Linked DNA regions of Homo sapiens: region 1 is linked to region 2. A link is a loop called in an ENCODE intact Hi-C map of the cell type or tissue named here. Cell type or tissue: endothelial cell of umbilical vein. All regions are shown on one strand.

Region 1 (8,000 bases), 960 kb before region 2:
AAATAGTACTCCATTGTTTGGATGTACCATGGTTTATTCAGCTAATCTATACATGGACACTAAATGATTTCCAATGTTTTCTTATTAAAAAGTAGTGTTTTAACTGTACAGCTATTAGAATACCTAAAATAAAAAAAACTGACATTACCATGTACTGTCAAGGATATAGAGCAAATGGAACTCATATATTTCTGTGAAAATGTGAAATGATAGAGTCGCTTTGGAAAACAGTTTAGCAGTTTATTATAATGTTGAACATACAGCCAGGAGTGGTCATATATATGACCTAGCAATCCCACTCCTGGGTATTGAACCAGCATATTCACTCAGAAGCTTGAAGCTTAATATTTATAGCAGCTTTGTGCATATAGTACCAAAACTAGAAACACCCCAAATGTCCTTCAATGCATGAAGGGATAAATGAACTGTGGTATATCCATAATTGAAGTACCACTCTGAAATAAAAAGGAATAAACGGCAGATGCATGAAACAATACAGATGAATCTCAAATGCATTATGTTCAATGGAAGAAGCCAGGTTCAAAAGGCTACATGCTATATGAGTCTATCAATATGACAATCCTAAAAAGTCAAAACTCTAGAGATAGAAAATGATCAGTGTTTGCCAAGGGCTAGGCATCAGGAAACAATTTTACTACAAAGGGGCATAGGGAATTTTGGGAAGTGCTGGAACTGTTTCTTCTTATCTTGATTATGATGATGATTACAGGTCTATATGCATTTGTCAGAACTTACAGAATTGTTTACTAGAAAGAGTGAATTTTACCATACGCAAAACACTTTAAAACTTAAAAAAAAAAACAAAACAAAACCTGAGAACTATTTTTTCCGTGTGGTTGGAGCTATATCCTCAGGGTAGTTTCCCAGAAGCAGGATGGTTGAGTCAAGGGGTAAATGCACGTATAATTTTGTTAGATAATGTCAAATTCTCCTCCATAGGGGTTGTACTATTTTCTATACCCCACCACCCACCCCAGCAATGCATGAGTTGCCTATTTTCTTACAGCTTCTTTAAGAGAGTATTTATTTTAAGCTTTTGAATTTCTGCCATTCTCATAGATAAGAAACATATCTCTTTGTAGTTTTAATTTTCATTCCTATCACTGTGGGTAAAGTTGAGTATCTTAATAAGGTTCAGGGCTAGTTGTATATCTTTTTCATAAACTGCTTATGTCTTTTGCCTATTTTTTGAATGATTTTGGTTTTTTTCTTCATTATTGGTTCTCTATATATTAGGGATATTTGTTCTTTACCTATAATAATGTAGCGATTTTAACCTACTTTTCCTCATCTTAATTTTTTATCCTCCCAGACCTTTTACGTTTAATACCAAGTAGTGCAAAATTGCCTCTTTTGCCTAAAGGTTTAGAGTTTCATAGCATATAGTGGACCCTTGTTAAATAAAGACCACTTGAATTTTTGTTTCACCAGTGTTCAGCTTTTTTTTTTTTTTTTTTTTTTTTTAGACAGGGTCTCACTCTGTCACTCAGGCTAGAGTACAGTGGCATGATCTCAGCTCACTGCAGCCTCGTCCTCCCAGGCTCAAGCGATCCTCCCACTTCAGCCTCCTGAGTAGCTGGGAGTACAGGCATGTGCCATCACACCTGGCTAAGTTTTGCAATTTTTTGTAGAGATGGGTTTCGTCATGTTGCACAGGCTGGTCTTGAACTCCTGGGCTCAAGCGATCCACCTGCTTCGGCCTCCCAAAGTGCTGGGATTACAGGTGTAAGCCGCCATGCCTGGCCCTCAGTGTTCAGCTTTAAGCAGAGAATTCTTGAGGGACTATCCTTTGACTTTGGGCACAGGTTTTTTGCAGTGCCTCAGTAAGGAGAAATGGTGGTTTTTCCTGATTTTGTTCTGCTTAGTGCAAACACTTGAGTAATTAATAAGTGGTAATCTGCTTAGGGATTTTTCAGAAAGAATCCTAATAATTTGTGAGAAGCTCCTTGGCATAATTTTGTGCTTTTTTAGGATAGGGTTCTGGCCACAGTATTCTTATATGCTCAAAGGTTTAGAAAATTCTTTATGCTTTTGCTAATTCTAGTCACTTAAAATTATAGGCCTTCCAGTTTGTTGGTGTTTCTGTGGTGTTTAGTCTAGCTGCATAAAAGCTCATATCCAAATGAATTCTACCCTTCTTTTCTCTGAATTTTGGGAAGCAACATAGTTCTGAAATGCACACTGGTGAAAAATGTTTGCCAGACATTTCCTGGCTTATAGACATAATATGGGCTGTCAAAATTGATCCTCTGAATGCAAAGTCAGTGCTCCTTCAGCTAATCATTTGTTGTCTTCTCTTTGCAGAAAAATGCCTGGTACATTTTAATGACTTGAGATCTAAGTAATGCTCAGAAATGGGCACCAAGTCCCTGCATTCATTTACCGATACGGAGAAACTATTTTGTACTCAAATAATTAGTGAGAAAGATATCTAAATTCCTTGCAAATCTCTGTCAAACTCTTTTTGGATGATCCATCTACTTTGAAAGCCTTCTTAAGAGAAAAATAAATGCCGTGTAGGTGTATGAGGGAGAGAGTGTGTGTGTCTGTGTATTTGTGTATCTTCTGGTGCAGCTGTGGGAACAATAGGGCTGGAGTGTACTAATGCATTTCTATTTTAATGTGCTGTCTTTATCAGCAGTAGAGGTAAATCTGTCATAGTATATCGCTCCTCTTCTTGAGCAGAGGGAGGCAAGCAATCTTTTCTTATAGTGTATTCCCCTTTTCTAAGGGTATGCTTACCCAGCAGTAAAGCTGGTAGAGTTATCATATTTTTACCTGCAGATAATTTTTCTTTCCTGCCTTCCTTCACTAGTGAGTCTTTTAAAATAGTAGAAAATATTTATGAACTCTGAATCCTTTTGGGGGAAGGGTTAGAAAAATATTAAATGAATATATCTGTTAAAACTTGAATGGCATCATGCATTTTAAAAATCAAAATATCCTTTTTTTAATATGTAAAGGCGTTTTCCTCATGTGCCATGAGAGGAACTTAACCATTTACTTTTCCGTTCTTAGAGACTTTCTTTTACCTGAACTAAGATGTACTAGAGAAGAAGAAAAAGATATCCTAAAAGTCACATCCTGGCGTTTTGTAAAAATTTTTGTAATCAGAAATGTTGATGTTTCTTTTCACCTCATCATCTAATATTCCCATATCTATGCTAAATCTGTATATCTTCTGTAGTAAATATTATCTGTGGGGCTCATAATATTTTTTCAGGGGGCCTTTGATTAATCCCATTTTAAAGTTTATATTTATTTTGTAACATCCTCTATTTTCAGACTCTTTTTTGTCATCTATACATTGGTCCCATGTGTTAGGTGCCATATTTATAGAATATAAATGCTATTTAACAACAAATATATTCCACAAACAAAAACTAGGAACTATTGCTTTGATTGAAGCTGTTAATTGGTATTATAAAAATGTAAGAATCATGTATTGAAACGAACAGATTAGCCATATGTATTGGTATCTAGTGGATACCAAACGTGGATGCCAGTAGGATCCATTAGATACCAATTCATGTGCCTAATCTATCAATGATCTCTAATTGTGAATGTGTATTTATAGAAGAATGTAATAGTTGCTTCCATTATATCTACCTCTGGATACTGAAGTTCAGGCATCCTCAAATTCTTTTACTAGCTCGTTATTTATCCGTTATTAAAAAATGTATCCTAGTTCTCTTAGTTTATGTAATATTATAATATGCTCTGAGGCACAGATATCTTAGTTATAGAATGTAAAATCTTACCTACTATTTGATCCTCTGGAAAAAGGTTTGAACTGGCAAAAGGCACTAATGCTCTCCATTCAGAAACTATTAGGGAATTAGGCAGCTGCTGTCCTTGGTGATGAAACTATTTCACGTGAATTCTTAAGGAAAACAACTAGTTAAAAAAGCAGGATAATCTTGAATATACTATTTGTGGCTACTATTTGTATCTTCATAGATGTATTTGAACTTCTAGAAAAATACAGACTCCAGTATCTTAAAGTCTTGAGTTCCTGACTGCCAGGCAGAGGAAATGTTTAACTATTCTAATCATGTTTCTGTATCTCAGAAAGAAAGCCCTTATGAGAGGAAATGACAACGTCCTACCACAAAGTTATCTCTTATCAGTTATAGTTGCAGTCGATAATGATTTGTCAAATTTGGACATGTGTAAAATGCAAGGGCTGTGTTATTTTCTTTGGAAAGGAAAAATTAGATGAAGCTGATAAAGAAGGAGTCATGGCTTTTGTTAGGAGACAGAAACCATTAGAAAGTTATTGTTAGCTTAGGAAAGTGTCCTTGGACCCCTCCCTCTGCCCCAGCTGAAACCTAAACCTGCTTGAATCATTCTTTGCAACTTGAGGGGAGACAGGGTCAAAGAAAAGGAAGAAGTATGAATATAGCTTTGACAGAGAGTTAGTATTTTAAATGGAGATCAAGATGTGGACCTTAAAACAACCCATTTCTGTGAGTAGGGAAAAACTACATTTTCTTCTGATACTCTTCCCCACCCCTTTTTATTTAGATTTTTGAAAGTTCACTTCTTATTCTTCCAAACCTGTAGCATTCCTTCACATCCAATGTATGTTGCTCTTCTCCTTTTGCCTTTCTGTAGTTGTGATTTTTTTTCATTAGTGGCAGCAGAGAAAACACATCTCGCACTAAGCAACATGAGTCAGTGCATACTTTACATAGCTTTATCCTCACAGCACTCTTCTTGGTTCCTCACAGTGTTCATTCCTAGTGTTCTTCACAGAGGGGAGCATAGAGGAAAAATGATTTCTAAATATTAGGCTATTTTGGGAGTAGAGGTAAAGGTTGTGAACGGAAGCCCCATTTTACTCCCTTCTCTTTTTGTCTAGATTTCTGTGTACTGCTTTCAAAGCAGGCAGTCTTATGCTTAGGAAGACTTAACTGGATGGTGGTTCCAGTGGCTAAGAAATAAGAGACAATACTTACAAGTGAGAGCACTTTAGCCAGTTTGAAGCTGATAGAATGATGTCACAACAGCCTCAGAGAGAATAGATTTGGTTGTAAATATTCGTTGGAGATGACAAAAAGTGGCCTTTGTCTCCTTTCTAAATATATCCATTTTTTTAAATAGTATGCCCAGATAAACCAGTCTTAGCCCATTAGTAACAAAACGTCTTTGTTATGTGGCTGTGTTAGCTTATTTATCACAGATTTCTAGGGAAATTCTCCCTTAATTTAGATGTTCATTCTACAAGGATGGGTCTGACATATAAAAGGGCTAAGGCCTTGTCTGAGGAATGGCTACAAGCAGTTTCCTTTTGAGTGAAACTATGGTTCTGAGATGAAGTTAAACAAAATAAGCTACATGAAGAAGAACATATAAACAAAATTATGATTGAATTTGCTACTCAAAATTATGTAAGAAAAATTCTTTAAACTTTTTGTAAATATGTAACAAAGAATTTAAAAATCATTAATTCTAAATAAAAGAAAAACGTGTCATTTCCTATACAGATCAAACTTTTAAATATTTTTTTCATATGCATGTGTAGTTTTTATATAGTTTAAATACTATTGTGAATATCATGTTTGATGTTTTAAAATTTTTCTTCTTTTGAGAATGTGTTTTGCTTAGCTGTAGGCTCTGGTTTTTTGGCAAGATAAAAGAAATTTTCCTCATATTTTGGCAAGATAAAATAGACTCTGGTTTTCTGTCAAGATAAAATAAATTTCCTTTGGGTCTCTACTTTGCAGTCCGAAAGAGGAGACTGTAAAGATGTTTTAGTGTTGTGATCATTTCAAATAAGGGTGCCTAAAATGATCACCTGTGGACTCTTTGTGTTATTAAGATGAAAATGAGTGTCCATTTGCACTCATACAATTTTTATATGCTATTTAATCCTATTGTTTTTAAACTGCATGCTGCACATCTCTCCATATTTTTTTTCAGTAATTTGCAATGCTCATTACCTCTTCTTAAACTTTTTTTTTTTTTTAAAGTAAAGTTATTCTTGGACCATGGTATAGGATATTGACCATCTTACTATCAGTTTTTAGATTCACTTAAAAGTTTGTTGTGTGCTTACAGAGTATACAGTGCTATCAAGGAACTTAAATATAGAGATTTAATCTTTGCTCTCATGGGTGCGAAGCAGATGAACAGAATAGTCAATAAGTTTGAACCCATAAATATAAAGGTGTGATGGTTCCAGAAGGAAAACAACATAGGTGTTGTGCTGTTGAATTTTAGAATTAGTAGATTTCATTAAGAAAAGTATCTTGGTAAAGAAGCTATGCCCCAAAAGAAGAAATGAGGTTTACTTTATGAAATAAGGGAAAATGACCTTGTAATTATGAATCAGCCCTACCCAATTTAGATGTGCCTACTGCTTATATTCTGATGAATTATATAGTTACCAGTGTTATAGTAAAAACTGGTAGGTCTTTATTTTGAATGTTTCTTTATGTAATTTTTTCATTTTCTTTTTATTTTGTTTTGTTCAACATTTAGTTTCAATATTTCCTTTTATTATTAAATCCCTATAAATCAGCTGATTTTTTTTTCAACTTAGGTAGTCGAGACCAAATTATGAATTACTCTTGTCAGATCACATAGCAAATCAATTTTGGCATTGAAACTAGACTCCAGTTCTTACCTGATGTTTTTTTCTTTTACTTTCTCTTTTGATGTCTAGGTTTAATTAACATACACTATTCACATTAAAATACGTTGGTATTACTTCTTGGTTTGACTTTTCCATTCTTTGTCTTATTTTTCACATAATCTCCCCTCTTTTCATAGCATATTTCTGTATTTTGATTGCATGTTGACTTAAGTATTGACGAATTCTTGTGTTCTTCAGAAGTTGGCTGGCAGGCCGTGATTCATATTGTGTGGCAAGTTTTGTTTTTGACTACTAAAACTTAGTTTTTTATGTACACTATCATGTCTTTTAGAAATCAAAGTCGTCATGAAAGGTGTATTCTCACATTGTTCTTATTTTCCCTTTAGAGTCCCATGGTCAAAGATATATCTCTAAAGGCAAATGCAGGATTGGTGCCACCTGTTTCTCTTTGCTACCCATCCTTGTGGGCTTTGTGCCAGCCTTGGTGTATATCTTCACGGTTTATTAATTCTATGGCTAAAACATAAGAACTAGGTCTTTGGAAACCTATTTTTTTGTTTGTTTTGTATTTCTCACTTACAAGCTAGAACTGGCCTTTATAAAAAGAACCAAACACTTGAGTAGTAACAATTAATGTAGTTGCTTTTAATAGCTTTGTTTGAATTTTTTTGTTATAATCTTGTGTTTGCAGGTACCTGGGGCCCAAGATTTGGTGGATTTCTCTCCAGTTTATCGATGTCTACATATATATTCTGTCCTGGTGAGTCTTTATCTGGCTCTGCCTAATAAAGATGTCCATTGAGTTCAAAACTTTGCTCTCTCAACTTTTGGTAGTTTTTCTGTTTATTATTAAGAGTGAAAAATGAGAAAACTCTTGTTGTTTAAGGACTGTTAATTATAAAAAACAATTTTGAATCTCATGTTTTTATGTAATATGCTATGGCTAGTGACATTTCTTAGTCATCAATAAATCAGTAGCTTATGACTAGAAATAGTCATACATCCAGATTTCTGTTTTTAGTTTAATAATGTAGTTATTTAAATAACAATATTCTGTCTTTACACATTAAAATAGTATTTGTGAAAATGTTTACTTTTTTATTCCTAATGACAATTACTCCTTTTGTCATATAAAGCATATGGAAAAGGGAACCTCTCTGTGTGGGGGATATTATAGATGTTAATAATATTCTAAGAAATGATCCCTTTCTCCATTTTGGTAGTACACTCACATGCAGACACATAGATACACAGAAAGTAAGTCAAAAATTAAACTCTAGCAACCAAGACAAATTGGTGAGAGAAGCCTATTATCGATTTTTTTTACAGAAACTTTCAGTGATGCTTATATCAGGTTGTTTTTAATATGTTCAAGTAT
Region 2 (8,000 bases):
CCTGGGCACTCCAAGGCCACCAGCTGCAGGTGGCAGCACAGCAGGGTGTCCTCTTTAAAGACAGGGTTGCACTTGAATGCCTGCTTGTGGTCTGTTCATGGCCCCTTATGGCTATGCCCAACCCAATATGGACCCAGAGCCAAAAACCCAAGACAAAGAGGGGCCAAAAAAAAAAACCATCAGGGAGGGAACAGCCCCAGGATCCCCTGAGTGGAGTGGCAGAAAGACCAATCTTTCTCATACACTTGTTCTCTTAAAATCACTAAGGAAAACTCATGAATACATTCCTCCCAGAATATTTCCTCTCTAGGCCCCCAAACGCTGGGCAGTATCCACTTTATCCCTCATTTCCTCGGTCTGTCCCTCGGGGCTCCCTCGAGCTCCGTGGTGATGACATTCCTCTCTAAAGGCTGGGGACCAGGCTCCGCATCTTCAGGAGCCTGCTTGCTGAGGACAGGGGAACAAGAACCTGGAGAAGGTTAAGCTCCAATACCGTTTGGAGAAGGCCCTGGAGGAAGAAGGCAGGAGCACACAGCTGCGGAGCGTCGGGCCCAGCGGAGGCAGAAGGAAGAGACAGGCAGAGACAGTGGTTAGAGGTGTGTCCAGGCAGCTTCCTCAGCATGAGGCCACAGCATGCATCCCAAGGCCATCTCTGTCCACCGTGCTGTCCCCAGGGGTCCCAGGACATGCTTCTTCCCTGCCATTTCCTGCCACCTCCCAGGGTTGCCTGCCTCTGTGGCTCCCCCTCTGACCATGCGTCCAAATGCTCCTCCCCAATTTTTCACACTATCTCCTGGATCTGCTCCTTCCCAATTTAAAGACATCCCCATCTCCCAAATCCACCCGCGCCCTCCTCTCTGCAGGCTCCCTCCTCTCCTCTCTCTAATCCTGTCTCCATCCACTACCTCTCCTCCCTCATGTCCACACCACCTGCTTCCCAGTGCACCCTGCTTCTGCCCTCAGCACCCCTCCCCGGAAATTTGTCTCCAGAGTCCCCTACCCGAAGGACACTCGTGGGCTCTTCTCTCTCTCACCCCCTCAGCAGCATCTGGCCAGCTAACCTCATCTCCTTCCCAAACAGTCTCTCTGGATCCACACTGCTGGCCCTCACCCTGTTTGCTGAGCCTCCTCTGCAGCCTTCCCATCTTCCTCCACCAAGCCCTGATCTGCTCCTTAGCCCTCTCCTAGACTTTCTGCTCCCAAACATCTCTGCTAAGCCCCAATATCTTACTGCTTAGTTCATTAATGTGTCCTACTGGCCTCTCACACTGAACTTGTCCAAAACTGGATTCTTCATCTTCCCCCTCAGAACCTGCTCTCTTCAAGTCTGACCCCACCATCTAGACAACCAAGCCAAAAGCTCCCACGCCACCCTTGGCTCCTCCTGCCCCTCATCGCCCTGCCTGACTGATCACCAAACACTGGTAATCCTGTCTCCTGAACATCTCTCACGCCCGCCCACCCATCTCCTTTGCTCAGTGCAAGCCACTACCCTCTCTTGCCTGGATTCACCAGCATCCCCCTTTCACTTGGTTTTGACACCCTCTCCCAACAGCCCACGCGTTCTACAATCTGCAGCCAAGGCAGGCTTTCTAATAATGTCACTCTTTGTTTCAAGTCCTCCAATGTCTTCCCATCTGCTCAGGATGAAGTGCAGACTCTTCAAAGTAGCCTCCACAAGACCTCTAATCTTCCAGCTCCTGCTGCCTTCTCTGGGCATGTCTCTCATGAGATAAATTTCCCCTTGATGACCCCAAGTAGTGATGAACCACCTCCTGGGACACACGCAACCCCTGCCCTTCTGAATGCTAGCAGGTTGCAGGAGGCACCATGCTCTTTTAGCTTTGAGGCTTGGAGCTCAGTGGTCCCTCTGTCTGAAATGCACTTCTACCCCTACTCCTCCTGTACTTCCTATTCAGACAGCAGGTGTCCATTTAAATCTTTCCTGGTGCCCCAAGCTTAAGTACCCCCGTAGCTCCCATAGCAACTTACACTTATTCCCATAGAAAGACACATCAATCCATCACCCATGCTATCTCCACGTGTTCATTTGATTGTGTCCTTGGTTAAACCAGCAATTCTGTACACAGGGACCATAGCTGAATTCCCCCGTCCAACAAATAAATGATTATGAATGGATAACTGAAGGGGAAGAGGGAGGGTGAAGACAGAAGAGTGGGTGGATGGGAGGATAAAGGAATGAATCCAACACGCACTGTCCTCCTTCCTAGCACCCGTGCCTGCTCTAGCCTGACCCTGGGTCCTCCCCAGGCCTGCTCATTACTCCCTCTGGTTCAATGGGCTTTCTTTACTGCCAACTGAATCTAACCCATTTTTAGGGCCTAATTCAAGGTCTCTAGAAAATCTCCCCAAGACGCTCCAGAAACGTCTTATAACCTGACTCTGACTCTCTTAACCCCGTCTACATGACCCTTTCCCCACATACCCCATTCCTATGGTCCTAAGGGATCTCTGATCATCTCCCAGGCAGGAGTCCTGAGGTCTCTGCCAGCTCTTGAGCCTGGTTTTCAACTTTTTTTCTGGTCCAGCCCACTTGAGGGGCACAGCACCCCCTCTCCAGGACAGTAATTCTCAGTGAGGGTGCTGCGACCCTCACTGCAACTGGGAAGCCTCTCAGCACTGCTGGGCAGATGGGGTGTAGACTGAAAGTGCCACCAGAACATCCTGATTCACTGTCCTAGGGTTGATGGAGGACTCTGATAAGCCTAATCAGAGGAAGCCACATTTGACCAGCTCCCGTCTTGCTCCCTTCAAATGCAGGGCAGACCAGGGGCGGCTGCAGAGATGGGTTCTACAGGTGTGCAGAGTGTTGATCAAGCCAGCCCAGACCAAGAAGACCCCAAGAACAAGTGAAGCTCTCTCCCCTACCAGAGCTGAAGCCATCCTCAAGCCCACTTCAGTCTATCAGTCCCGCTGGCCAGTTTACCACGAAGAACCAAGGCCCTGAGCCATGAAAGGGGCACCCCCAGCCCAGTCTAGGGGCCACCATGTTAGACAGGAGTCGCTCCCAGGGCAAGGGAAGTGTTGGCAAGCCTCCTGCATCAGCCGGGTCATCAGTAGCCTATGGACCCTCACCTCACCCAGCAGAGGACAGAAGACGCTGCAGTCACATCCTGGTTCCTCGGGGAGCTCCAGGCAGGGGGCAGCCAGGCAGGCTGGGAGGGCTCCATTGTCTGCCTGCCCCACCCAGCTCGTTAGGAACAATATGTTGCTCTAATTACACTTCCCAGGAAAAACAGTGTTTTAAATTAAGGCCTTGGGGGAGGAATGGGGGATGGGGGACCACTGGCTTTATTTTCCTGATTGCAAAACACCAAATTTTTCCTTCCAGTGGACTTGGGGGTACAGGAGAGTACCCCGGGTACATCTTAGAGTAAAAGCCATATACCCTGCAGCCTGGATGGGTGGATGGAGTGGTATCTGGTGGCCCCCACCCCTGAACTGGCAGTAAAATCAGCCACAAAGCATACGATCCCTCCCACCAGGGCATCCCCTGCCCCAGCAGGAGAGCAGCAGCAGAAGCAAGGGTAATTCTCTAAACCACACCCCCTCCCCTCCCCACCTCCCCGAAATGGTCAGGATCACAAGCCCCATGGGTCTTCTTCTACACATGTTCTGTATCCTAGGGGGCCCTGGGCATTCAGGGACCCACGATCACCTCAGCTGCTGTGTGTGCGTGCATGTGTGTGCCCTCGAGAGTGTACACACTCGCACATGCTCACACGTGCATGCACACATTCTCCAGTTCTCAGGAAATCTAAAATTGCAGTTTCTTTGAACTCATTCCCCTTGGCAGCAAGGACTGCCTTTGTTCTCCAGACAAAAAGGAAAAGAAACCAGACAGAGGGCTCAGAAGAGGCGGGGAGAAGGAGGAAGCTGGGGCCAAGGAGCAAACAGGAAGAGTGAAACACGAAAGGAGAGTGGGAAGAGACTCAGGAAGAGAGGGAAAGACAAAGAAAATGCAGACCGGAGAGCGAAAAGGAAACCCTTCCCTCCATCTGCTCTGTCTGCGAGGACCCAGATCTCCCGGACATCATCAAAGCCTCAGACACACCATGCAACAGCCTCACTTCCTGACCAAGAGCTGCAGAGAGAGGTGTCCCAGATGGGCATAAAGCCTGGGAGAGGGGAAGTTTGTTGTCCAACAGGCCACATCCAGGAGGTGACATGCCCCCAGCCCAAGACACTGCTGCCTGGGCCACCTCCCCACATTTTCTACCAATCCCAACTTCAAAAGCTAGCTCAGTGGCACCTCTTCCAGGAAGTTACCCTCACTGTCCTGCTCTGGGAGCCTTCGACAAGGGCAGACAGTATTTCATCTCATTCACAGGCACTGTGGCTTGGAAATCTCTGCACCTGGCTGCGCTAGCTGAAAGGCACTTCCCACAAGAGAGGATATCCTTAAACCATCCTTCAGAGTCACTTGCCCCATCCGTTCCTACTGGCCTGTCTCCAGTCCAGGCCCCTATCTCAACTGGCTCAAGAGCCTCCTAGCTAGTCTCTCAAACCCACACCTCCTGCAGCCAGACAGCTCCCCAACACACCCATCTTCCCTCACTGCCCCCTGACTCTCATGGGCTCCCATGGCCAGGGGCTCAGGAGGAGGCTCCCAGCCCTCCAGAAAGGCTTGAGCACTCTTCACAGGGATCGGGCCAGGAGCCTGGGAGCAGCCAGATGGGAGATACAAGGCAGGAGCTTGGTCACAGCAAAGAAGACAGAAACACCCTGCTGCGGTCCTACTTACAGGAGGACCAGTGGCAACAGAAGGACCACCCAGCCCTGGGGCTTCTTAAAGCGAAGAGGACTCAGCATCTTGGCATCAGGCTTAGCCTTCAAGTGAGAAGGACATGGGCTGAGCTAGGGGTCCCAGGGCTATCCCCTGGGACTGAGGGAGGTCACAAGGTCATCTTCTGGGGCTGGTCCCTGGACCAGCAGATCATTCATCCCACTGGGATAGGTCCTCCTTGGACCCTTTGAACCTGCTGGCCTGGCCCAGCCCTGTGCCTAGCACACTCCTAGGACTTGCTCTCCCCTGGCCCTGCTGACCCACACCCACCCTCAGCCTGCAGCCTGCTTGGCCCTGCAGGGGGCACTCGGTGCTCTTCGGGCTCTGGCCCATGAGCTGCAGTTTTGATTTGCTTTCTGACGAGACTGCAGCCAGATCCCTGCCCTCGGAATCTGAGCCTTCACTGTTACATATTACGAATCCAGTTATTAAGGATTTTAACTTTTTTTTTAATAACTCATCCCTGGGCTGGGTCTTCTTCAGAGCAGGCTGTGGGTTTTGGCCACAAAGTGCACTCAATCAACAGAGAGGGCTCCGTGCTGCTTCCCTGGACAGGACTCCACCTCCCTTTCCAAATCGGCAGTCTTTTGCAACTGCAGCCAGAAGCAGGAGGCCGCCTGTCAGGCGCAATTACAGCGAGCTCACTTGGCGGACCCCACCTCGGTCTGGGAGCAAAAGGAAGTGAGGTAAGGGGTGCGGGGCCTGTGGATCCCACATCCTGACTCTGCACTTCAAGTCCAAATTACACTGAAAATGTCAAATAGTGTCCGCTGTCGGTCTGGGGATTCCCTAATGGCAGGAAGTGGCTGCCCTTTTCCCAACGCCTCATCTGACCAGGGCTCTCCTTCCTGTCTCTCCACCCAGGTCTCTGCCACCCACCCTCTGGCCTGGCTCACGACAATCCACCCACAGATGCACAGGAGGCCATAGGGAACGTGCATCTCTCCTCCCATGGCAAAGGATGCAGCCTTGCTTTATCTAAATGCAAACTCTAAACTTCTTCCCGTCCCTAGGAGGTCCCCAGCTCGCCCCATCCCCCAAACCAGCCAGGACCCAAACTGGTCCTTGGCCTTTTGAGCCAAAGCCATGTTTCTCACTTTCTTCCTAAGTGCTGATGGGCATAAAGACATTTGACTAATGCCACCTCCACCAGAAAGGCTTCCTTGACTACTCTGGCCCCTTCCAAACAATTTATTCTTCAAAATGTGCCACCTGGTACTTAATCATTTAAGAATCTGTATTGCTATTCATGTTGTCTGGGTGAAATCTGGCCTCCTAGCAGGACAGCAAGCCTTCTTAGACCAGGATCACCCCCAGGACACACTCTGGGCAGCCCTGAATCCACACACAGCATGGGGAATAAAATCCAGACAGGTCTCCATGTGACAGATGCCTGCTGGGCACCAGGAACCTGGAAGGCTCCAGGTGTGTGCTTGAAGGCTGGCTTCACCTTCCCTCTACCTCGGCCCACCCATCCCAACCACCACGCCCAGCTCACCTCATCCAGGATCCTTGATGTCTCCTGCACCTGGCCCACAGCCATGGGATGTGGCACATCCAGGAGATGGTGAGAGGGGTTGGAAGGGGAAAAAGTTCTCTATTAGTATCAAGGCGCACTAGGCGGGGCCAGAGGTCAGCATGCCAGATGCCACCACTAAGAGGAGCCAACAGAAACCACCTCCCACCAAGGGTAAGAATGATGCACTTCCCAGCCACGCCCCTAAAGTGGTCCCTGGGAAAGAAGGTGTGATGGATGTCAGTGCAGAGGGACGCTGGGAAAGGCTAAAGCATAAGCCTGGACGCCAGGAATCTCTGGAAGCAACAAAAGGAAAGAGAAGAGCAGCAGGTGATGGGAAGGGCTTGGGAGCCTGTGGCCTTGGCAAGCTGAGGAGAACCAACCTAGAACCCCCAGGAGCGGGCAGCACTGAGAGCAGGAGCTTAGGACAGGGAGGGAGAGCTGGAGGGGCAGGGCTGGTGAAGGAGGGCTTGCATGAAGGGAGGGCCTCCCAAGAACTCTCTAAAAATTGTGTGGGCTGCCTTGTGAAGGACAATGGAGGTGTCCAAACACAGCCCAGATGACTACTTCTCATAGATGCAGCTGAACTTGGCATGTAATCAGGTAATGCATCCAGTGCACCTGGGTACCAGTCAAAGCTCAACATTTTCTACCAAGACCTCCAGAAGAAGGAAGGAGAGCAGCAGTAAGGGAATGAAGCCCCCGTCCAGGAAGAGGAAAGAAAATGAGGTCTTGGTAAGAACAATTCAGTGGGAAATGTGGTCTGAATCAGGGCTTCTGAAACTCGTGCATGTGTGAGAAGGCCCTGGAGGGCAAGTTGATACAGAGGTTGCTGGGCTGCCCTCAGAATTGCTTCAGTGGGCTTGAAGTAGGACTCAAGAATGGGCCACACTTTCAGAACCCTGGGGCTAAGTCAGTGATTCTCAGTCCTGGATGTGCATTAAGATTCCCTGGGCAGTGCTGTCCCGGAGATTCTAATGCTCAGCCAGCTGAAAGCCACTGGGCTGGACAATTATGAGGATCCTTCCATCTGGGATTCTGTGGTTCTTGGACTTCGCAGAGAAGGGCAGCAAAGGCCTGAGCTTGGCAGAGACTTTGAGCTCCCTCCAGCCCGGGCCCTCCTCTGCTTGAAAGAGCTTCCCCGGGGGCTTGAGGCAGGATCGCGGTAATGCCTGGCCACCCTTCCTAACCCAGAGAGATGCCAAACACAGGGAGACTGGCAATCAGTTTGAAGAAGGAAAGGTCAGAGCAAGACTTACCTCAAAACCAGGAATATGGTGGATGGCCGGCTGGAGTGAAGAAAAGAGAGCTCTGGTCATGTGCTTGTCACCTAAGGCCCCCATCACCCTCATGACACTCATGGACTATGTCAGTGATCAGACAGTCCATGGTTTGCAGCCTCTATTCCTTGAGGGTAGAAGGGATGCTAGGCTGGCACTGTGCCCATTCCTCCAGACACTTCACCCAGAGCAGCCCTACTCCTATTCAGTCTACTTATTCGGGTTCACATCATACTAAGAGGAAGTTTGAAGGTACAGGTCCAACCCAAACCTCTCATTTTACAGCAGGGGAGTGGCTGGCCCAGGGCCATGAGGCTAGGTCATGGTGAAGCCAGCAATGCAACGGGGATCCTGCCCTTGCCTGTCCCTGGAGTCCCTCACATTGTGGCAATTAAGG

The links. Peaks named below come from ENCODE experiments on the same cell type or tissue, not always from the same donor. Only the 100,000 strongest peaks of a DNase experiment are listed, where the experiment ranks them.
Region 1: it touches region 2 in a loop (10-fold over the local background); 3 of 110 quality-filtered maps call a loop at or near these places.

The regions. Positions count from the first base shown.
Region 1 is chr2:72,558,835-72,566,834 of GRCh38, reverse strand. It overlaps EXOC6B (exocyst complex component 6B), which reads left to right. Exons shown (of 22, transcript NM_015189.3): 8 at 7,314-7,382. Among named protein-coding and RNA genes, the nearest start is that of EXOC6B, 260 kb to the left of the region's middle. In endothelial cell of umbilical vein, no CTCF peak of the experiment used is centred here; DNase peaks (open chromatin) are centred at 4,114 and 4,684; H3K27ac peaks cover 2,582 bases.
Region 2 is chr2:71,601,111-71,609,110 of GRCh38, reverse strand. It overlaps DYSF (dysferlin), which reads right to left. Exons shown (of 56, transcript NM_001130987.2): 35 at 7,583-7,612; 36 at 6,306-6,335. Among named protein-coding and RNA genes, the nearest start is that of DYSF, 140 kb to the right of the region's middle. RefSeq lists a silencer at 5,018-5,312 and an enhancer at 5,211-6,410. In endothelial cell of umbilical vein, no CTCF peak of the experiment used is centred here; a DNase peak (open chromatin) is centred at 3,860; H3K27ac peaks cover 2,034 bases.